Linked DNA regions of Mus musculus: regions 1 and 2 are each linked to region 3. The links are chromatin loops, found by intact Hi-C in ENCODE. Cell type or tissue: heart. All regions are shown on one strand.

The links. Hi-C counts contacts between places; a loop is a spot of excess contacts. Peaks named below come from ENCODE experiments on the same cell type or tissue, not always from the same donor. Only the 100,000 strongest peaks of a DNase experiment are listed, where the experiment ranks them.
Region 1: a loop joins it to region 3, with 5 times the contacts of the local background. A loop is called at or near these places in 31 of 42 quality-filtered maps.
Region 2: it touches region 3 in a loop (6-fold over the local background); 13 of 42 quality-filtered maps call a loop at or near these places.

What each region holds. Positions count from the first base shown.
Region 1 is chr2:93,182,620-93,190,619 of GRCm38, reverse strand. It overlaps Trp53i11 (transformation related protein 53 inducible protein 11), which reads right to left and starts at 3,072. Exons shown (of 8, transcript NM_001025246.2): 1 at 2,873-3,072. Gm32683 (a long non-coding RNA gene) reads right to left here. Exons shown (of 3, transcript XR_374797.3): 2 at 5,901-6,006; 3 at 5,706-5,809. In heart, CTCF peaks have their summits at 1,389, 1,589 and 3,180 (motif pointing right); DNase peaks (open chromatin) are centred at 1,659, 2,379 and 3,089; H3K4me3 peaks cover 2,399 bases; H3K27ac peaks cover 1,631 bases; H3K27me3 peaks cover 3,488 bases.
Region 2 is chr2:93,467,093-93,475,092 of GRCm38, reverse strand. Gm10804 (predicted gene 10804) reads right to left here. Exons shown (of 5, transcript NR_040532.1): 4 at 7,731-7,881; 5 at 5,219-6,977. Among named protein-coding and RNA genes, the nearest start is that of Cd82, 8.6 kb to the right of the region's middle. In heart, CTCF peaks have their summits at 3,664 (motif pointing right) and 5,743; DNase peaks (open chromatin) are centred at 3,732 and 4,772; H3K4me3 peaks cover 908 bases; H3K27ac peaks cover 745 bases; H3K27me3 peaks cover 510 bases.
Region 3 is chr2:93,064,635-93,072,634 of GRCm38, reverse strand. No RefSeq gene overlaps it. Among named protein-coding and RNA genes, the nearest start is that of Prdm11, 22 kb to the right of the region's middle. In heart, a CTCF peak has its summit at 3,537 (motif pointing left); a DNase peak (open chromatin) is centred at 784; H3K27me3 peaks cover 2,798 bases.

The DNA of each region.
Region 1 (8,000 bases), 120 kb before region 3:
AGCTTAACACAATGTCTTCAGACTAGATGATCTGAAGCCATGCTTTCCCCTGGGCAGGGATCAGAGTCCAAGGCTGAGATCTCCCTCTTCATACTTAGTCTCTGGCTAAGTGATTAACAAGGCAAGTCACTCAAAACTCCAAGCTCACTCACATCCTCTACCCCTATATCCTATGCATGGTGTCGGAAGACAGGCCTGCCTCTCTGGGCCTCAAAGTTCCCCATCTGTTAAATGGGCATAATGACACTTCCCCCTGAAGAGAAGTCGTCTACAAACATCCAGAATAGTTTGTGTTTTTGTAGCCAGTGATCAACAAGGCTGCTGTTTAGACCGACAGACTCAAACACCTGGGCCCCAGTCCCCCCACCCCCTTTACTAAAGCAGTTTCGGAGCAGAACCCCTTCCAGGAATTCATGCCCACGCAAATAGAGTGTTCCAAAGAGGGTAGTATCAGGAGGAAGTGGGGTGAGGCAGAATCAAGGTGACTCTGGGTCATGACCAGCACACTGACCCAGGCAGGCATGAAGAAGCATGAGGGTCTTGGGAGACAGGGGATTTCCAGAGCACTTGGCCTGAGCGGCTGTCCTCCTGTCCCTGTCTACTGTGGCTGTGATAGGGACACAGAGAATGCTACTGGGGATGAGGCCTTCCCACCTGGATTCAGAACAAAATGGCACCCCGTGGCTGCCCCTCCTAACTGGGGGGGGGGGGCTGTAAGATGCTGGTTTACAGATCCTCTCTTAATATCACCTGTGAGATGTGGGGGTCCCCATCCTGTCTCACCAGTGCCTCCTGTCTCTTCCTCACCCCACTCCACAGGATCAGCGCAGTGCTGCGCCTCTGGCTCTTTGCACAGGCTATTCTGCAGGACCCAGAAAGCAGCACTGACCACTCCTTAAAAATGGCCTCAACACCCCAACACTCTCCATGTTCCCCTGACTCTGGCTTTCTTTCTGAGACGGGGTCTTCCTAAATAGTCCAAACTGGTCTGTAATTCAGACTCTTCCTGCCTCAGCCTTCTGGGTATTGAGAAAAAACGCCAAGGCACGGCATGTGGCCCAATCGACTTATGTATTATTTATTTATCTGATCTTGCTTAAGACACAGCACTATCTAGAGTCTTGACAGCTTCCACAGGTGTGCAGGGACCTGTGGGACCCGTGCTGGCCACTGCGACATCACTCTTCTGTGGCTCACTCACTGATACTTGGAGCAGTAAGTGAACACACAGAAAAGCCAAGAATAATTCGTGAAGACCCTGCCCCTAGCCGGCAGCCTCTGTCTCCAGCAGAGGGGGCTGTCACAAGTCCAGGCTGTGAGTTGAGGTGATAGGAGCGGCAGAGGTCCTGGACCCAGAAAAATCAAAGCCAGGAACAGCAAGTGAAGGCAGACATACCTGAGAGTCCAGAAGAAGAGAAGCTAAGGCAGAGGGCACCTAAGACACGAAGGCCAGAGGGGACTCTAGGAGAGCGCTCTGTCTGTACGAAGGTGACAACAGAAACCCGAAGTATATTCTGACTTTCCAAAGATCCTACAGGAAAATAGTATTTTTTTTAGCCTCGGACTGAGCCAGAGGCTGCCACTAAGGGGCGGGTGGTGTTCTTCCGGATTCTTCCAGGAGCCCACCAATCCCGCCGGCGGCAGGTGGCGGCCTTTCTCCAGGAGCCTCCAGACGGGAGACACAGCTGGGTGGGTGTCCCTGCAACCCAGGGACTTCTACACTCTCTCCAGGCCCCATCCAGAAAGTTTTTCTAAAAGAAACGAAACAGGAAGTCCGTGCTGGGGGACTTTGAGGAGGCCTTGGCCGTGTGCTTGTAAAGCTTTGGGTCAAAGTGGGAGTGGGTCCTGGGCCTATCCCTGCTCCTCCACCTCACAGGCAGGAGGAGAAGCCCGCTCCATCCAGGATGCAAGAAGGCGACGAAAGGGGAGCCGAAGCGAGCGGCTGGCCTCGCTGTGCCCCGAGGATGGTGCGCGTAATATTTTCTGCGCACTACACGGGACCCCAATCCATCCTGCGCCAGGCAATGGCGCTACACTTTACAGCTGTCTGCGCGGTTTGGGAGAGAGAGTCGCCCGGGTCCACCTGCAATACCCTCCTGACACCACCACCCCCGACTGGGGTCAGGCCCAAACACTTTTCTGCCCGCTCCTCTCCAGCAGGGACTCAGGAGTGTCGCCGGCTTTGCCCCTTCCCCCTCTGATCTATCTTCATCTCCGCGCCGAGGACACTCCCCCACTTTGTGAAGCGAGAGTCCGCGACTCCTCCAGTCCCCGGCACCCACACAAAAGGTCCGGCCAGACCACTGGACAGCGGGAACCCCTCCACCTTCTCCGCCCGCGTACCCGTGGGGGCGAGGACCCGGAAACTCGCAAGTTTACACCGCGCAATCCTCCCGCCGGGAAACAAAGGCGGGAGGAGGGGGGGCGGTGGCGAGAAAGGGGGAGGGGACCGAGAACCAAGCGCTGAAGACAGAGACCCCGGGATAAAAGAAACTGCTTTACTCTCCGCTCTCACTAGCTCCGAATCAAAGAGATAAAGCCCTGGAGGAGGCCGAGAGCGAAATAAACAGCCCCTGGGGAAGGAGGTGGCGGAGAAGAGAGCTGGGGGAGAAAGGGAAACCGAGTCAGTGCAAGGGGACAAACGAAAAGGACAGAGGACAGTGCCAGTAGGAGCTCAGCGGGGGTCTCGGGCGCCCGCCGCCCCGCAAGTGCCAAGCTGTCCTGGCGCCCGGCTGTCGTTCGCAGGGTGCTCGATGCCCCCAGCGGTCCCTAAGGCCCCCCGGCGTCCCCGGGCTGCGCTGCGCAGGCAGCGGCCAGCGCGGTGGCAACGGCGGTGAAGTGTGAGGCTAGCGGCTGCCGGCAGCAGACTTACGTTCCTGGCGCGCGGGGTGCTGCGCTCGCGGAGCTGGCGTGCCCTGCGGACGCTCCGGCCCGGGGAGTCTCACATCGCGGCGCCGCGCTAGGCAGGCAGGGCAGGGCAGGGCAGGGCAAGCTGGACTCCTGGCGCTGCTGGGCTCGCCCGAGTCTGGCGGCCCGCACTGGTCCCTCCTCTAGTGCCGCGCACAAGCCAATGGCGCGCCGTCCCCTCCCACGCGCTGGGCTGCCTCGCCCCCGAGGTGGCCGGGGCGGGCACAGAGGGGTTGGGGGGGAGACCCAGAGCTGAAACGGAGGGCCTACCGGGAGCCGCCTGCGGAGGGCGCACCCTCGCTTGGCTAGGGGGATCCCCGGACGGGGACAACCTGCCGCTGTGCCACCCAGGACTTTCTCGGAAGTTCTGAAGACAGCGCCCCTTTCTCCCGGACTGCAAACATACCCCTACGGGTTTATGAAACATCCATTCTCAGGCCTAGGCCGGTGTCTAGGGTGGAAGGAAGGCACCTGCTATGACTGTTAGGGTCCCCCACGGGTGAAACAACACGGTTAAAAGCAATTTACAATTCATCGTTTGCTAAACCACTTTCAAAAATAAAACCTTAGCGTTCCCAGCAGTCCAATAGGACTAGTCCCAGTTCACAAAACTTCGAGTCATTAATACATAGCCAAGGCCTTAAGATAATTGGTGAATGAGTGTTCTGTCACCCAGGTCACCCATCTCCCCAGTTTGGTGTGAATCCCAAATGACAAGAACTCTTACCCGCTGAGACTTCTACTGCAGTTGCTGTGCTATGTGCTGCGTGTGGCAAGGTTGGATCTTATCTGTGGCTTCAGAGTATTTGTTGGTGGAAGCAAACAGCTCATGCCAAGAGAGAGTCCCAGGTGAGTCTTGAGAAGTCTCTCAAACTAAAAAGACCAGCACCTACAACCTGTCCCATGCCTGGCTCTGGACTCCCTGAGAAACCCTTTATAGCAGTTGATTTTTGCCCAGGGCCCTGCTTCCTGCTGAAAGAAACCTCTGGATCTTGTCTTCTGGACTGATATAGTAAAGGCTTGAGGGAGGGTGGGGACTGAGAGAAGCAAGGTTGAAGGTAAAGAACTGGGGCAGAGATGGAGAGTAGCTGCCCCTCACTATAACTCAACTAGGTGTGCCTCTGGCTCCAGAGTTAAGTTTTGCTTTTCTGCTCCAGGCTACAGAACTAGAATACCTGGGTTCAAATCCTGGCTCTGTTGTTTAGCTTAGCCCTAGGCAAGCAAGTTTCCTAACCTCTCCAAGTCTTGCCTCCTTACCTACAAAGGGGTGTGACCTTATAGCAGGAAGTACCTTGTGGCTGTTGCTGAGATTCCAGTTACAGCTGCAGGCCATGTTAACCAAACCTGATCATGTGTGAGGTGCTAACATACCAGGTAGGCTCCATGGCCCTCCCAGTGGCTGGGGCTGGACAGGAGGGGCTGTGCCCTTTGCAAGGAAGTAAACAGAAGAGTGTCTGGTGCATAGCAAGTCAGCTCTCAGTGGCTGTTAGCCTCCTGATTACCAAGGCAACTAAACTCCCTTCCCACAGTGCCACCCGCTTTTGCTGAACACCTGGCTAGTGATGACCAGTAATGAATGAATCACTCAGCCGTCATGTCTGTAGCTCTGGATCAGGCCTGCCTGGAGGTGTGTGGAGTGAAGTGCACATCCAAGCCACCTGTCCCTGACCAGGAGCTTCATTGTGGCTTGCTTCAGAGTCTCACCTCAGGACAGTGATGGGATAATGGATTCTTTGTTGCACTATTGGCATGCAGGGCTCTGGGCTGTGTCACTGGAACAGTGTCATCCCTGAGCACCTCCCAGCTTAGAAACACCTCCCAGTGTTCTACCAGAAGCAGGACCTGAAGGCAGAATTCCAGAAGCAGTGCCTAATGGCAATGGCCCAAGGTTTCTCAAAGAAGAGGCTATGTTAGAAGTAATGATCTCACTTTCATTAGCAGCAAGCAAGTGGAACCAAACAGGGTCACCAGTGTTAGGACTTACACTTTCAGTGATGCTCGGTGTAGACAGAGCTATAAGCTCTGGGCATCTGTGTTCTGGAGATTCCATGCCTGTCTTATCAGGAAGTGAGAGCCCCATATGCTTTGCAAAGAAAGTGTCTTAGTTAGGGTTTAACTGCTGTGAACAGACACTATGATCAAGGCAACTCTTATAAGGACAACATTTAACTGGGACTGGCTTACAGGTTCAGTATCATCAAGGTGGGAAAATGGCAGCATCCAGGCAGGCATGATGCAGGAGGAGCTGAGAGTTCTACATCTTCATCTGAAGGCTGCTAGCAGAATACTGGCTTCCAGGCAGCTAGGGTGAGGGCCTTAAGCCACATCAACAGGAACACACCTATTCCAACAAGGTCACACCTCCTAATAGTGCCACTCCCTAGGCCAAGCATATACAAACCATCACAGAAGGTATAGCTATCCAGATGTGTGCTAGGTAAAGTGCTGAGTCCTGGGGCCTTGGAGTTGACAGAAAGGCATCCCTGACTCCCACCCTGTTGGGAGGACAGATATGTACCCATGATCTCTAACAGAAGGGAAACTGCTCACAATCAAGGCTGACAGGCTGGGAGACTGAAAGAACACAGAGCTCAGAGGATATCCACGACGGCAATGCCAAGTACAGAGCCCTCTGGTAAACCTCACCCCTCTCTCTGGCTTCTGCTTGCATGCTGATAGACACAGAGCGCTCACTACAGCTAATTGGAAAAAACAGTACTGAGGGACAAGAGACTATCCAACCATCTCCCCATCCACTCCCCTAGTGTGCCCACCTCTGTGCATACATTCTCCAAAACTCTGCATTTGTTTAAGATCATTCTTAAGGCCACCATTTAGTCCTTGTATTTCTTCAACCAATAAATGGAGACAGCATGGGGGCATGCATCCTTCCCAGAGGTGCCTGGCAGAGTAAGAGAAAATATGTGCTGAGTCCTTTGTTCAAACATGTTTCTAAGTTACCTCATCCTTTCATCGGCTGCAGGCGAGCTTACCTGGTCAGGCACATAGTAACATGAAGCAACACGCATAGTTAGCCGACGTGAACTGTGATGGTAAAGGCCTCTCCAAACCCCCTGTCCTAGTGACCCTCTGTTGCATCTGGGAAGGAAATGGACATGCAGTTATCACTGCTCCTTGGAGCTTTCGAGAAGCCAGTAAGGCGACTGCTTAAAAAGGTTTGCCAAGTGGAAACTCAGATTCCTATTGTTCCTGTAGAAGCTCGATTCCGAATGTGCTAAAATGTTCTACCGAAAGCCTTAGAAGTAGGGAGCAGCCAACCGGTGAGGGTTACTCCTACGAAGACCCTGCAGCTGCTAATCCATCTGTCCTGTCCTGGGCTCCCTCCGCAGGAAAGGCAACACCTCTGTGCCCTAGAGGTAGGGAGTATGTGCAAGTATGTGTGCTAACTGTGCCAGCGCTGTGTGCAAGTGGGTGTGAACGATGGGGGAGGGGCTCGCGACTCACTTCAGGACTATGGTCCCTGAGGGAGAGAATACGATTTCATGAGCAGGGCGTGGTGACACATGCATGCCTGTGATCCCAGCACTCCAGAAACAGAGGCAGGAGGATCAACAGTTCAAGGACATCCTCAGCTACAAAAGGAGTTCAAGACCAACCTGGGCTATATGCATGATATGAGACACCATCTCAAAACGAAACAAAAAAAAGGCAGATGCAGGCAGGAGAGGTGGCTTAGTGGGTCAAGAGCTTGCTGTACAGCCCTAATGAATTCAATCCCTGAATCCTATGTAAGGTGGGAGGAAAGAACTGACTTTACAACGTTATTCTCTGATGCCAGCATGGGTACCATGGCTTGGGTATCCTCATCATACACACATCAGTATAATAATAGCAGTGATGATAATTCAAAAGAAGGCGTGTGCAGTTAGAGCAGAGTTGGCGGGGTCGGGGGGGGGGGCGAGGGTAGAGGGCTCACAGGAGCAACTAGCACTGGGCATGATCTTTGGAGCAGGGCCCATGTAGAGAGGTCTCAGCGATGGCACCTCTCTGGACATGTTAGAGGAGGGCAGGACTGTCTTGAGTTCAGTCGTAGTTCAGCTTGGGAATATTGGACAGGCATGGGTTTAAATCCTGGCTGTGGGACCATGGGCCAGCAGTGCAACTTCTCTGAGCCTCTGATTCCTTCTATGTTATCATAGAGTGATCGACTGGGTGGACCTCTTCGGAGTCTCAAGAACTTTAGCTGTGACAGTGCAGTGTGTCATAAGCCGTTAGCTTGGAGCTACACAGAGAAAGTTCCTGCAGCTATGGCTGCCGGCTGCTGGGAGCAGGGTAAAGGTGCTTCTGAGACTGTAGAGGGTGGTTCTGAGGTGACAACTGACAAGCCAGGGTGAGTTACGGCTGCCTACCACATGGGTACCTCTGAAGCCCAAGCAGAAGAGAAAGTTGAGCTGGTTCCTTTCCTGGCTCCTCTGATTTCCACAGCCTCTTCTTTCTGAGTCTGCCTAGCCAAGACCTTTGAGGAAGCCGTAGGCTGAACTCAGCTTTGGGGGTCTGAAGGAGGAGAGGAAGATCAGGAATTCCCTGGCTGTCCCTCCCTCCCCACCTCCCTGTGCTGCCTGTTCCCCCTCCTTCTCCTCCAGTCTGTAAACTAGCCGTCCCTAACACACGCCCCCATGGCTGCCCTCCCCAGCTGACTCATCTCCACTGCAACACTTGGCCATGGATGCTGGGGGAACAAGAAATGTCACACAGCTCCTTACCTGGAGAAAGAAGCCTTGGGGGCGGTGTGTGTGTGTGTGTGTGTGTGTGTGTGTGTGTGTGTGCGTGCGCGCGCGCGCACACACACACACACACACACACACACACACACGATGACAGTGGAACTCAGGCCTCTCAGAGAAAGAATGGTGGGCAGCTTGGGAAACCAACCCATGATAGCAGTGACAGGAAGGCTGAGGAGCTGACAGGACCAGCCCAGCATATCCTTCCTGGACCAAGTGAGGTACAAGGCCCTGGTCCTCTTTATCTTAGTGGCCTTTGACAAGTCCCTTAGCCTCTTGGAGTCTTTCTGTCAAACAGAAAGAGTGACCGTGGTGATGTCCAGGGTCCTGAGGGACTGAGGAAACTGC
Region 2 (8,000 bases), 400 kb before region 3:
GATAAATAGACTATGAAGTGCAAAGGCTTAAGGGCTGAAGAGAATTGGTTCAGAGACACAGTGGAGTTTATATTTGGCCTTGAAGAGATCATCACGCTGTGCAAATTTCAGATTCAGAAAAGCAAGCACCACTGATTTTCTCTCATATGTGAAATAAAGCTTTGAAAACAGGCTGAGCGTGGGGGTGCACACCTTTAATCCCAGCACTCGAGAGGCAGAGGCAGGCTGATCTCTGTGAGTTTGTGGCCCGCCGGGTCTATACAGCCAGTTCCAGGACAGCCAGGGCTCCATAATGAAATCCCACCTTAATTAAAACAACAACAAACAAACAAACAAAATCCACAAAACACAGGAGGCTATCTTGAAAGACAAAAGGAACCTGTGAGAGGAGGGACGAGGGCGGCAAATGACCCAAGAACGTCATAAGCACCTGCCGCTTGCGTTTCTTCATCGGCTTGATGAGAAACGTAATCTGGACAGGACTATGAGAGTGCTTCCAGAACGGCTTAACTGAGGAAGGAAGCCCCTCTCTGGCCGTGGATGGCACCAATCCCACAGACAGGTTCCCCAGGTATAGGGTACACAACAACCCCGAGAGAGCGCCTGACACCTGCGCCTCCATGCTGTGCCCTCAAACTGTGAGCCAAAGTGAAGTCTTCCTCAAGATGCCAGTGCCGGGGACTTCGTCACCACGATGAGGACAGTGGTGGTACTTCTTGTCTGAAAATGTTACGACAAAAGCATATTTTAAGCAGACAACATACGCCAATTAGAAGTGCCAACATTCCCCACACCCTTGCTGTTGGTCCTTGGGAGTGAGTACCCACTACCCACGAGAGGGTGATTCACAGCAGCGACTGGTCCCGACTGAGCCAAGTGCCTGCTCCGTGAGTTTGGTCAGTTCTCTCGCATGGCTGCTGAGCTCCAGCGCAGATGGGGATGATGGGCCAGAGGGTGGGTGCCTGGCCAGCATGGCAGGTGCTGTGGCTGACTAAAATGAGAACAGAAAGAGGGACTTGCTGGCAAGGGCGCCCATGAGGGAAACAGGCGGTGAGTAAACAGAGACATGTCTGGACATACCTACCCAAGAACAGCTGGAAGGAAGTAATAAAGCGTCATCTAGAAAAACAAAAGAAATAAGGATCTGGAAAAGCAATGGAAGAGCTCAAATCAATGCTACCAAACAAATAAACAAACAACAAAACCAAAACCCCAAAACAAAAACAAAATAACCCACCATACCTCCATCTTCTGAATGTCCGGTCCCACCCAGCAACTGAATCCTAGCCACCATCATTGCTATGACCTCAGTCATCTCTATCACCTTAATCACCACCATCCCCACCATCATACCATCCTAGTCATCTTATTCCCCACCATGACCACCACATCCACCACTACCACCTATCACCGTGATCTTCCACACCACCATCACCATCACTCCATCACTACCATCACCCATATCACCATCATCTCCATCACCACCAGCATCTCCACCATCCTAATCCTCTCAGTCATCATCACCTTCCCCACCACCATCACCATCATCTCTGTCACCACTGTCATCTCCTCCGCTGACATATTGCCCTCACCGCCATGATCATTATCACCTCCATCACCACCCTTGCCAGCATCATCCATCACCACCATCTTCCTCATCATCCCCATCACCACAATCATCACCTCTACCACTGCCATACCGATGTGCCATTGACATCCTCATCAGCATCATCTCCATCTATCACCTCCATCCTCATCATTTCCATCAACGCCATCACCAGCTGACACTATGCATCAATACCATCATCACATGGTGGCCCCTAGTCTCTCACAGACACACCACCATTCATTACCCATTGCCATATCACCGTGAACACAGCAGTCACCACCACCACCACTGTGTACTGTGCACCACCATTACCAGCATCACCATCAGCAACATCTCTGTCACCACCATCGCCAGCTGCCGCCCCCGCCCCCATGGTCCTCACTGTCTCTTCTTTTGAACCACACCCACCTTACAAAGCCTGAAGCCTGGCCACACCTCACTCATCTGTCTATAACACCATAGTGTTGAGTTTGTTCTTCCTGCTTGTGGTGGTTTGTATAAGCTTGGCCCAGGAAGAGTCACTACTAGGAGGTGTGGCCTTGTTGGAGTGGGTGTGGCCTTATTGGAGTGGGTGTGGCCATGTTGGAGTAGGTGTGGCCTTGTTGGAGTGGGTGTCTCACTGTGGGTGTGGGCTTTAAGACCCTCATCCTAGCTGCCCAGAAGCCAGTTTTCTCTTAGCTGCCTTTGGAAGATGTAGAACTCTCAGTTCCTCCTGCACTATGCCTGCCTGGATGCTGCCATGCTCCTGCCTTGATGATAATGGACTGAACCTCTGAACCTGTAAGCCAGCCCCAATTAGATGTTGTCCTTATAAGAGCAGCCTTGGTCGTGGTGTCTGTTCACAGCAGTAAAGCCCCACATATGACACTGCTTTACAAGAAGTCTGGAGCTCAAAGAAGAGGCTCCTTGAACAGAAATAGACCATTGCACATGGTGTGCACGACAGAGGTTTCGGTTCAGGCTTTCTGAGGGCTGGAGTCAGGCCTGCTGTGTTAGTCTGCTTCCTGTCTCTCCGACAAAACACCTGAGATGAATTTCTCCCTAAAGAGACGAATATCTATTTATTCAACAGTTTTGGGATTTCATGGCTTGCTGTTTAGTCCTGCACACTTCTCTCTGGGGACCCAGAAGTTGTCAGACACCAGCCACTGAGGGTACTGACTGGTTGACCAGACATGGCTGACAGCTCCTGGAGTCAAGATGACTGGACTTGAACACCGTCAGAGACTTGAACTTCTTTCCCCTTCTGTTTTCTCCTCTGCAGAGCAAGGACAGTCCTTAAATACAGATCTAACTAGCCATGGAGACTTAACTCTGTCATCTTAGCACGTGGATGACTGAGGCAGGAGACTAACAAGTTCTAGGCTCTCTAGAGAGCTGTGTGGATGCAGTAGTGCAGGCTTCCCCCGCCCCACAGACCCACTGCCCAGGCTGGGATCTAGAAGGGAATGCCAGGAAGAAACTGGGTCTTCGGGGGGCTTCCTAGGCCCTGCTGGCTGTGCCAGGCAGTGGTCATGCCACAGTTTACGCTTCCCTCCCGGGGCTCCTGACAGAGGATGGGCACAGTGACACCTGTCACATCTGCTCTGCACTGTTGTCTTGTGGTTGAGGATTCCCTCCTGGACCCCAGGCTTGAACCTACCTCTCCCACCCAGGTCCGCTCCTCCCCTCAATGACTCAAATGTGTCTGCAATTGTTCTTTAACTGCATTTTTCTTGCCATGATCACCCTCAGGCACAGGGCACTGTGCTGTGCACAGACCAGCACTGACCTGTGTGACCAAGGTCTGAGACAGGGAGAATGTCTGCAGTTGGAGCCTTAGGTGGGGTCCAAATTCTTTCTTCTGGTTCCCAGCCATAGGGAGTTAACATGAGACCTTAACTAGTTGAAGGAGGTGACAACACACACAGAAACACAAACTCTGTCTTTATCCCTGTATGTCTCCCTGTCTGTCTCTCACAAAAGACACACACACACACACACACACACACACCTGATGATAGAGATACAGGCCAGAAGATTCGCTGCACTGACAACTGTGGACACTAGGGGGAGGTAGATGACCTCGTTTTAGAGCAAGGAGCTGTTTCCCTCATATTTCCTGTAACTGGCAAGAGCTCAGGGGTGAGGAAACCAGCACTGGGGAGGAAACCAGCACAGAGGGGCCAGTGCAGAGGTAACATGGTAAGAAAGCAGCCTGGGTGAGAGCCATCCCACACCAGAACACTGCATGACACAGTATGAAGGGTAACCAGTATCTATGGATTCCTCTAGGAACTCATGTCCCATAGGAACCCTGCAGGTGACAGAAAGGAGAGACATGGGTGAAGTGAGTGTCAGAGGCTCAGAAGCTATGGCCATCTGGACCCTGGATGTTGCAACTGGAGTGGGCCAACTGCAGCCCCCTCTGTCTGGCTGTGGCCCAGGGCTGTCTGTCCAGCAGCAGCCTGGGTCTACCAAGAGGTTGCAGCTGTTACCCAGTCCCAGCTCACATCAAGAGAGTCCTTTTTTCTTTCTTTTCCTTTTTCTTTTTTCCCACCGCAGAAAACATAACAGTTGAATATTAATGTGAAATCTCCCAGTTTTTAAATGCTGGCAACAGACTCAAAACTTTCCCAACTCAAGTCTCAGGGAGGAAACGTCTATGTGGCCCCACCATAGGCTTTGGGGCTACCGACACCACAGATGTAGACCAGGCTGGCCTGCCTTCTCTGGAGCATGGGGATTAGCGAGTACCAGCTGGAGGCTGAGGGTATTTTGTTTGACCCTGGGTTTGGCTTGGGGAAAGCTCTCCTGCTGTGCGTACCCCACCCCCAGCTCAGGTGTTTGGGGGGAGCAGGGGCTGTCTTTCCTGCTTCTCCCTCTCCTACACCTTCTCATCCACCTCTGGGTGGACGGGGAGTGGACGTGAAATTGTTTAAGGGAGCTTCGTGCAGCTGCTTCCTCTGAACCGAAACTTCCCCTCCCGCGGGGAGGAAGGAGGCTGGGAAGATTCAGACTGCTAGGGAGGCGATCTAGGCTCCTGATGCTCCGCGGGGTGCAGGATTCCCAAGACCCCTTCCTCCCTGCAGTTATAAAGTATCTTTGCCAGGAAGAAGAGACTCCAGTAGAGTTGCCTGTGTGTTAGGAGCTCCAGGAGGCAGCCTTCCTGAGACTCCGCCCCTTCTGGGAAGGGCTTCTGTTGCTGCTACAGCTGCCTGAGAGTCACTCGTGCTCTCTGGAGTAACTCCTGGCTGGATCTGTTTCTTTGGTTTGGTATTGTGTGTGCCTGCGCTGAGGTGAACAGATGTTTGCTCACATGTGCCCACAAAAAGCCACACAGCACGGGGCTCCTCTGTGTCAGCTTTGCTACCCCAGCAGCCCTCACAGGGAACGTGAGGGCCGTGGGTAGTGGCTTCCAGCGTGCTCTACTGGGTTCAAACCTTGTACTGCTCACGCAGAAGACCCCGGTTCAATTCCCAGCACCCACCCACGCTAACAGCTCACAACAGTCTAAAACTGAAGTTGAAGGGATCAGACACCCTCTTCTGGCTTCCTTGGGAGCCCACACACTCAACGGTATTCATACACACGCGCATACATTAAATAAGAATCATAGAAACAGATCTTGTTCAGGCATGGTGACACGCATCTTTAATCCCAGCACTCTGTCCATGTAGTGAGGTCTGTCTCAAAATAAATAAATGGATAAATACGTTTTAAAAGAAATAGAATAACATTTAGAAGCTAGACGTAGGTGGATTTCTGTGAGGCCAGTCTGCTTAACATAGTGAGTTCCAGGACAGCCGGAGAGACACAATAGAGAGAGCCGGTTTCAAGACAAACAAATAAGCAAACAAAAAGAATAAATAAACTCACAGCTACTAAGGTGTAGGTTCATGAAGGTTTGGAGTGCCTAGACCCCACCTTGGGGTCCAGCTGATGCCTGCGAAGGAAAAAAAAAAGCAGTTTTGACAGGAAACTGTGAATGAAGACATTGATGGACTAGTGACCCAGGTGCAGAGATCACCAAATAATGAATATGCTTCATGAAATGTAGAGTGTAGCATCCCGTTATTAAATCTGGCATCATCGTCCCCAGAGAGACCAGGGAGACTTCATGAAGCAACTGATGGGAACAGGTGCACTGTCCCACAGCCAAACGCTAGGCGGAGCTCGGGGGTCCTGCAGAAGAGGGGGAAGAAGGGCTGGAGTAGCCGCAGGGATCAAGGACATCACACAAAAGGGCCCACAGAATCAACTGACCAGGACTCACGGGGCTCAAAGAGATCAGGGAACCTGCAGGGGTCTGAGCTAGGTCTTGTCCTAAGAGTGGGAACAGGGGCTCTCTCTGGCTCTTCTGCCTGCCTTTGGGGCTCATTTCCTCCTACTGGGTGGCCTTGCCCAGCCTCGATGTGAGAATATGTGCCTGTCTTACTTACTGTAGCTTGTTGTGCATGTCTGGTTGATGCTCTGGAGTGGTGTGCTCTTTTCTGAGCAAAGGTGAAAGGAGAAGAGACTAGGGGGAGGGGACGAAGGGGAAACTGTGGTCAGGATGTAATATATGTGAGAAGAAGAAATTAAAAGGAAAAAATGGTAATATAAAGCTGGGAGTCAGGTGCTCCTCTGATTGGCTCTGGCTCATCTGCTCGGCTCAGGCGATCTTCTGGTCGGCTCGGGCCACTGGCTTCCACCCTGGCACAGACAGAAGGCAGGGCTGCTAGGTTCTGTTAACTGGTCACGTTTATAACCACGGTTGCCACCGTCACTTTCCTGGAAAGGCTAATAGCCACACACCTCAGGCCAAGGTGGGTGCTTTCCCCAGACCTTCAGACGTAGCAAGGGGCAGTGAGTAAAATCAGGTCTGGGTGGTCTTTGGTTAAATCACTGCTACTAGAATGCACCCAGGCTCTCCAGTGGAAACAAGTTTGTTGTCCTGGCTGTAACCCAGCCAGGACTGGTTTCGAGGTCAGTACATTATGGTTCCACAGCCCAAGAAAGTAAAGGTCCCAAGCAGGCCCAAAAGACTGGAGGCGATACTGATGAGAACTCATGGGCTCAGACATGGGGCAGGCACCGAGGTGCAATGGAGGTGTGCTCTGAGCTCTGGGGCCAGCATCCTTTATGACAGTTAGGTGCGGCTAGCAACCCCTGGGGAAGCTCTCTCATCTAGAGTGGACCTCTGGGGGAAGGGTGTTTGTTCTGTGCTGGGTGCGCAGAATCAGGTCTCTGGATATGGCTAATTCAAAGCTCTTCTTGGGGTGCGGTTTCCGTAGCTAAGGCTGGTAGAAATCATCTGTGAGGTGCTACAGAGTTGGTCATGTTGTCATCTTGATATCAGGGAAATGCTTTTCTGCACCTCTGTCCCCACACGTGGGAAGCAGGCATCCTAAGAATGAGCATTATTAGGGCGATTGAAAAAAAAAATCTGTTCACGTTCACAATGCCGAGGAAACAGGGCTGGCCAAGGGGCAGGAAGGGTTTCCTCTGTCTAGAAAATTCTAAAAGACTGTTTGTTCTTGCTCTAAAACAATTTCATTTAGATTCCCAGTTCTCGTCAAAGGGAATTCCACCCCATGTCTCTGAGGACCCCCAGGAAGCCTGCAGCAGTTTCTCAAGGCAGCTACCCTAGAACTCGGCCTTCTCAGAGGAGGCGCCACCATTTTCTCCTTTGAGCACAGTGTTCCTGCCTGATCTCCACTATGGAATGAGAAGGAAGACACAACCTGACTTCCAAGGCTGGATCAAGACATCGCAGCTTTAACATCACCCTCCAAGTGTTCGGAAACCAGAAGGCTTGCTATGAGAAAGCCAAACTGCCTGGAGGCCTCAGGGACAGGAAGGGAGGCCTGTGCTCGGCACTGTGACTGTCCCATCCCTTCCTCTCCCTCTCCTTCCTCTCTCCCTTCCTTCTTTCCTCTCTTCCCCTTCCCACCTTTCTTGACGCTGACCCTGACCTCAAACTCTCTCTTCCACCTCCTGAGTTCTGTGACTACAGGGAAGTGTACTGCTGTGGTTTGAATGAGCATGGCCCCCATAGGCTCATAGATTTAAATGCTCAGTCAACAGGGGTGGCTCCATTTAAGAGGGATTAGGAGGTATGGCTTTGTTGGGGAAAGTGTGTCTCCCTGGAGTGACTGACCTTTGATGTTTCAAAAATCCAAGCCAGTCCCAGTGTCTCTCCTGCTGTCCACGGATCCAGATACAGAACTCTCAGCTCCTTCTCCAGCATCCTGTCTGCCTGTGTGTCTTCATACTCAGTGCCATTTTGATAATGGACTAAACTTCTGAAACTGAAAGCAAGTTCCAAGTAAATGCTTTCCTAAGAGCTGCCATGGCTGTGGTGTCTCTTCACAGCAGTAGAACACTGACCAAGACAACACACTGTGCATTTCCTGCCCTGCACTGTGCT
Region 3 (8,000 bases):
GGGAACTTTTGGGGGCTCCAATAAAGGGTATGCCTCTCAACAAAATGGAAAAAATTGTGATCTCCATGCTGTGGGCAGCCCACAAACTGGGAGTGTACATAGATTCTTTCAATGTCTGAAGTTCTTCGGCTTTTATTTTTGGTAAAGGAAAAATCAGTGGTTCTTCACTGGGCTTTTGTCCTGAACCAGGCAGATATTCAAACATCAATGCAATGAGGACTTTGCCATTAATTCCATTTACCAGATGAGAAAACTGAGGTTCAGATGGGGGAAAAAAATCACACAAAGTCACACAGGGATGATGGGAATCGAATTCAGGTAAGAGCTTGAGCCATTTAACTCCTACGAATGCAGAAGGCTACAGTTTTTATTCTCCCCATCCATGGTTGGCACTCCGCTTGCCCTGTGATGGGGCCATGAGGAAGCTTCCAGGGCTGCATACAGAGACTGTGGATAGGGCTAGCAGACAGTGGGAATCCTGGCCTGTGATATGGTCTGGTCTATCCACAGCTCTGGGGGGAAACATTCATAAGTTGGGGGTGCCTGCTGATGTGGAGGGGAAGGGGACAGCAGAATGATTGTCCAAGGGATTGGACAGGCAGGGGAAAGAGCTGTGCAGCCAACGTCACATCACCGGCAGAGGGCCAGGTAAATGACAGAACAAAGTGTGCTGGCTGAGGCCGAAAATGAAAATTCGTTCCTGGCTGCCCCAAGCAAATCTTTTCAATTCCCAGCGGCCAGCTCAGGCAGAGGAATTAGTCACTGAGAGCGCGCTTCAGCACCGCGGACAGCGCCCGCCTCCTTCCCAATGCTCACAGCTCCTGACTCTACAGGCACCTCAACAAACACAAGGCACAAGGCAGAGCTGTGCTCCACTCCCCACCCCACCCCACCCCCGACTCAGCCTGTAGTTCAATGGGTCAGGGAACCTCACTGGAGTGTAAGAGTTGTTCTAGCCAGAATAGAATTTGACACATATTATCATACTCTGGGTGACACTGAGGTGACCACTGTGTGTCTTCTCCCCTCCCCCCCCCCCGACACCACAGAAGGAAGGGTGCAGATGCATCAAGGTCTTTTTTGTAAAGCTCTAATTAATGTTGGAGGCTAGAAAGCAAAAATTGACAAATAGCTTGTACTTGCTGCTTAGCAGACACCAGGCACTACAAGCTTGACCCAGGACAGGGGGATGGTAGCTACTCCTCTACTCCTTAGTCTGTTTCTTTACCTACCAGTTAATGGGGCCCATGGTCTGTCTGTGCTCCTGAATCCGTGAAGCGGAGGAGTAGCTGGGGACTGTGTCTTGAAGCTGGAGTCAGGATTCCTGACTAACCACTGCTAAGATGAGGAGGTGAGAGAGAGAGAGAGAGAGAGAGAGAGAGAGAGAGAGAGAGAGAGAGAGAGACAGAGACAGAGACAGAGAGACAGAGAGACAGAGACAGAGAGAGAGACAGAGACAGAGAGAGACAGAGACAGAGTCAGAGACACACAGAGAGACAGAGAGATAGAGAGACAGAGAGAAAGAGACAGACAGACAGAGACAGGCAGACAGACAGACAGAGCCCTGAGCCCATCTTGGTTCTGTAAAGTGAAAAGCAAGGAAGTTGGAAAGAAGAGAAGAACTGCGGTCTAAGGAACTTGGTACCCCATGGTAGGTGTAGGAGAGGTTTACAGGGAGGGTGTTAAGGACAGAGTGGCAAAGATGAGGCCAGGAGTCTTGAAAGGTGGTCCCTTGGGGGTATGGCATGAAGCTAGGGATTTTGATCTTGAATCTGCTGCTCTACAGAGGAGCCCTGAAGTGTGTGTTGAGTGATGCTTAGGGCTGTGTTGTGAGGTAGATGATTGGAAGTGACCACAGTGGGTCGTGAGCCCAGCAGAGGTCCAGTGAAGGAAGACCTGTGATAGGATGGTGTGATGGTGTGTAAGGGACGGCCATAGCACTCGAGAAGCTCATGTCCCAGGGTCAGGGTTCCTGCTTTGTCCTGGCCTCACAACAGAGTAAAAAGCCAGGCTCCGTGTGTGTGTGTGTGTGTGTGTGTGTGTGTGTTTGTGTGTGTGTGTATGTGTGTGTGTGCGTGCGTGCATGCTCTCCCACAGTGCTCAGACCCCTCTGCTCTTACTTTACATACGACTCCTACAAACAATTCCTGGCAGGCAGAGGCAGCAGCTGGACAGCAGTGCAGATTTGCTATTAGGAGCTGTGCAGAAAGGAGCGGACACATAGATCAGGACCTTCTTTAAAAGAGAAAACCCAATGAAATGGCCTCAGTTTTTAGAAGTATCAACGCAGCTTACAGAGTTACCGTACTTAATAGAGTCAGGGAATTTGTCATCTTCAAAAGTTATTTCTACCCAAAGTGCAAATGAAGAAGATGGGGTGGTGGTCCAGTTACTAAAGCGCTGGCCTCACGAGCACAAGGACCTGAGTTTGGGTCACCAGGGCTCATGTAATTAGCCAGACATGGTGGTGTGCACCTGTGCTCAGAGCAATGTTGACATGACAGGAGACATGCTGACCACTAAGAGCTTGTGAAGCAGTGAGCTTGGCCTTTGTCACAAAGCTCCAGGCCAATAAGAGACCCTATACCAGCTGATGGTCCTTGAGGTCCAGCTTGGCTGATGGGACCCAACATACCTACTCCATGGGAGGATGTTGGGGAGAACTTCCTGACAAGGAGGGGTGAAGACGGGCTACACAGCAGAGATTTACAACCCTTCAGACCCTGAAGGGTTTTCTGTGGGGCCTTCCTGAGCCATGGGCTGGGCTGTCGGCTGGGCTGAGAGTCACTCCGGTCTGGCTGGATGTGAGCCGCGGTCCCAGGGGTCTCTTCCTATCCTAGTTCTATACTAGTGGTGGTTGTAGCTGCAAGCTGACACAGCTGGGAGAATTGCCCAGCCCTTAATGCACTTTCCATGGGCTGACACAGGATAAAGCACAAGAGTTGGGGTCGGGGGGTCCATCCAGCTGCTCTTAGAAGCCCCACTGTCTGTCGAGCAGGCTTCCCTTCTGAGTCAGGCCACCATCTCCTCGCCCATTCCACTGGTTCATTGGATCTCATTTGTCTGTTCCATCCACATGAGGACACAGATGCATGCTGGGAGCCTCAGCTGATACCCAAAGTGCAAAGTGGGCTTTTCCCATAGGAAGCTGGTAGCTGACCCAGAGGAGAATCTAGGAAAGTCTGAGCTCAGACAGTCCGGGAAGGTTTCCTGGTGATGACTGAGCTCAGTGTGTCACTGGGGCTAACAGGAAGGTGACTCTAGAGAGTGTGGCAGGGTTAACTTGTAACACAAGTCTCTGTTCCCCAGCTCAGGATCCGTCAATGTCTGAGTTACACAATAGCCTGTGCATCTATCCTCATTTCTTACCTGGACAGATCTTGAGACAGGGTAACCAGCTATATCTGCTGGACCAGACCCAGAATGACAATCTGTTGCTATCTATCCCCTGCCTGTCACCCCCAAAAGCCCAGAAGCTGGGCCCAATGCAGACTCCAGGACCTACATTCCACACTTGGCCCTTTGACACCATCTGGTGGTTTGTCTGTAAAATGACAACTGGCCCATAAAGGGAGTTTGTGAATGAGGGACGCACAGAGGAAGAGAAAAAACAAAAACCTGTTGGGTTGATTCTGTGGATTGCTTTGTGCTGTGAGAGAGGTAAGGTGTCTTGGCCCAGGCCTTAGCAGACATAGGACTGTGTGGCCATCACCACCTCTGAGCTGAACAGTGGATAAATAAACTCAATCAAGCATCAGCTCTAGGAGAAGCTGGCAACAGTTATGTCCATATCAGCCATGTACAGACCTTTTGTCCTCAGTATGCACAGCACAGCACAGCACAGCACACTACAGCACAGCACAGCACAGCACACTACAGCACAGCACAGCACAGCACACTACAGCACAGCACAGCACAGCACTGCACACACAGCACAGCACAGCACAGCACAGCACAGCACAGCACAGCACAGCACTGCACTGCACAGCGCAGCGCAGCGCAGCGCATCACAGCACAGCACTGCACAGCACAGCACAGCACAGCACTGCACTGCACAGCACAGCACAGCACAGCACAGCACTGCACTGCACTGCACAGCACAGCACAGCACAGCACAGCACTGCACTGCACAGCACAGCACTGCACTGCACTGCACAGCACAGCACAGCACAGCACAGCACAGCACAGCACAGTGGGACAGTTATGTTCAAAGCACAGGGGTTTTGTTATTTTGTTTTGTTTAGGGGTGGTATGTGTGTGTGCATGTTTGAGAGATGCTCTCATGTAGCCTAGGCTGGCCTAGAACTTCCTGGGTATTACAGGAAGACAGTGAACTCCCCACCCTTACCTCTAGGTGTGTGCTATCATGCCCAGCCTGGTGTGTTGAGACAGAGTCTCAGTCTGTAGCCCAGGCCTTTCTGTAATGCACTGTGTCTCCCAGGCTTTGAATAGTCCACACTTCTACCTTAGCTTCATGAATTCAGACTTTCACATAGCCCAACTTGGCTTTGAACTTCTGATCCTCCTGTCGCCACCTCCCATGTGTTGAGTCTATAGCCATTTGATACGAAGTCAGCTTGGCATTTTGAGACAGAATTTCACTTGGTAGCTCAGGTTGACCCGGAGCTCATTATGTAGCCCAGGATGAACTTAAGCACTCCTCCTGCCTCCACATCCTGAGTCCCAGGGTCACAGGAGTGCCATGCTTCCAGCTCATATTAGTTATTACAAATAATCCATGAGGTCATTAAAAAAATCTACAAAAGGATTTTCTAGAAAACACTGAGCACGTGCAGACTTTAGCATCTCAGGGGGATTCCTACAGAGCCCTCCATCCTGTCACCTACTGAGGATTATACGCAACTCAGAAAAGTAACCCATGACCACGTGCTGTGGCAGGTTCCTATGACCATGTGCTGTGGCAGGTTTGGGAGCTGTGAGATCTGCAAAGAAGGGTTTTAGCTCAGAACCCGGTACAAAACCATGACAGAGGGAGGGCCATGGTTACCTTAAGGATGCCCAGCATGTTCAAATACAACCACAGAGTCTGTAAACTGGCTGGCTTTTATAGCAGAGGGACTGGGAGTCAGTGAGACCATGTCCCTCTTGTCCCTTCCAGAACCAAGAATTTTCCACCTGGGCCTGCCTTGCTCTCTGGGTCCCAGACTCAGCCAGATCCAAGGTAGCAGGGCACAAGAGCCATGCTAATGGAGGGCAGCATAGGAGAGAATGGGAGGGAAGAGGCAAACAGAGCTCGGTATAGGCTCAGGTTCCTCTGTGTGACCTGGGTCAAGTGCTTCTCACGTGTGTGTTGGTTACACAGGGCAAGATGTGTTCCTCCTGCCATTCAGGGTTTCCTTAGAGATAAGCAGGGTGTGAGATGAGGACCCTCCATCTGTCTTCTGACCTTTCAAGGAGACAGGGGCCTCTTCATTTTACAGGCAAGTAAACTGAGTCTTAGATATCACAGGCTAGCTCCAATCTACCTCCAGCCCAAGACCTCAGCCCAGAGAAAGAATAAACATAACCCAGAAAAGAAGGGACATTGATGAGAAGGGACCCTACAGCCAGACCAGAAACCTAGGGACACAGAGTAAGCAAGACAGCGGGTGTGGCCAAAGACACTCATGGGTCAGGGTTTTTGTTGCCACCTGAGGCCGACTCAGACCAGATTTTGGGTTGGGTCCTTGGGACAGTGCCACTCTCTAAGCAGCCCTCCTCCAGGGGACCCTCAGGCCTGGCTCCTCCCCTGTACTCTCATCCTTCATGGCCCCAAGTCCCATGTGCTGGTCTGTGCAGGTGCTACAGTGAAGCTCAAAGGGAGGCTTACAGTTGAGCAGTTATTTTCTGTCACCATGGGGACTAGAAGACAAGTCAAGGCAATGGTTTGATGACTGAACAGATCCACTACTTTGTTCTCTCATGGGGCCATCTTGCAATGTCCTCAGGAGCTATAATGGGAACAGCTCTCTGGTCACGTTTCAGATTAACAAACATCAATTTCAGACCTCTATTCTCACTATCTAACTCACCCTGGAAGGCCCCACCTCCTGACTCCATCACATCAGTGAGTAGGAGCCAATGTATTAGCCAGACTACAGCATCCCATGGCTTCCTGAGGCCACCCAGCCTACAACCACCTCAGGACCCAATTAGTGCAAACCTTGTTTTTCAGAGGAGAGATGCTTCTTTGAGGCCACCGAGCATCACTTATTGGGACACCAGGCCTCAGAGGTTGGGACTGTGGGTGCCTCTGACTCTACTATGTGTCTCTCTAGTTAGGACACCATCAGAGCTGGAGAAAACTGGCTCTCCTGATCCAGATTCCCTGAAGGACAGCCCTTCTAGACAAAGACATGGCCTAGCCTACTATCTAGGGGCCATGTTGAGAAATGTCAGGACAAAGCGCCCTTCTCTGGTATCCCTCTCCATGGGGCAGACAAACGGGGTGGAGTTGGGGGATCAGGAGCTCACAGCCTTCACCAGAAAGTCCTTTATTCTGGTATACACAGTCTCTGAACCCCCTCCAAAGTGCCTGGCATTAACCCCCCCACCCCCAGAGTTTAGGGTGAACTTGATAGAGGTCTCTCCCCGAGTCAAGTGTATATGGGATTATCCCCTTTCATAGGTCTTTCCACGCTCTCTTGAAGGTGTCCTGGAACTGGGTGGCCTCCTCTGGAACTGCACAAACTAGAAAAGTTACCTGTGCCCCATAGGCCTCAGGCTCACTTCAGTCCTGCTGACCTTGGCCCAAGGTTGGCTGTGTCCACAGACTTGTAGGACTCTGTCTCCCTCCATGTGCCACTTTCAGGCAGCCACCCACCTTGGAGACCCCCAACCAGCTAAGGGCTCTCACCTGGAGAGGCTCACCAGGGTCTCAGAAGCCATGGTGTGATGCCTAAATATCACCAAGGTGGTACTGCACACAGAGGAACATATCTGGAAAGGATGGACACACTAGCCCAGAAAATGGCAGAGTGGCAGATGCCAGGCCCTGGCTCAGAAGCTCCCAGGTTTGGGGGTGGCCATCACTACCTCATCTGCATGACCATGACCTCGAACAGTCTGCATGCTACTTTCTATGACAGAGGATAGTTTTAGCTGAGAGAGTCCATCTATCTCAGATGTAAAAGAAAACTTGCTACAGACAGAGATGCTCTTTAAAACCCCATGGGGCACACCAACAAGGTTTATGGGACAAAGGGGAGGCTGCAGTAGGTGTCTGCCTTTTAGAACATACCCACTTGCTGCTGATGGGTGGATAGGATGGGATGCTGAATCTGTTGGGCTTACCAGCTGGCTGTCCAACTCTGTTTAGTGTCAGTCCTCTATGATCTTAATAGAAGTCGTGGACTGTGTGCAAGTTCCCCTCCTGTGGAGGCTCCAGGTAGTTGCCGGTTCCTAATAGCTGCTCAGTAAACAAAAGCTAAGTTTGAGTTTGAATCTTGCTTGATGGGGGCAGATATGCAGCAGATTTTCAGCTGGGGTGGCTCTTTGAGTCATTAAAATGTTAGAATGTGTCAGGGTGCACCAGAATTCTGAGTGCTTCCCACTTCCCTGGTATATGTAGTATGCCTCCCCACTGTCTCTATATCCTGCAAGTGCTCCCCACCACTCCACGGCCTGTGAGTGCTCCCCATTGCTCTTAAATACTGAGTGTTCCTCATCACCCTATGAGTGTTCTCCATTGCATCTGTGCCCTGCAAGTGTTCCCCACTGCCCTGGTAACCCCCACCTCTTATGTGGGACCCTCTCACCTTCCACAATCCAGCACCTCGGGTACTGTGATCCGGAAGTGTAACCAGCACTGTTTGTGGGCACCAGGCTAGGATCTTTTCTTTCTGCTGCTCTCAGGAGCCTCTGGGATTCCATTTTCAACAGTCAATTCTTGAGCTCACACCCACTGCTCCATGAAAGGATGATGGAGGAGCCAGCGTGCGCCTCCTGCTCTTCTCCATTCACATTTTCTGCAAGTCCATGGCCCTCTCATTCAGACTTGG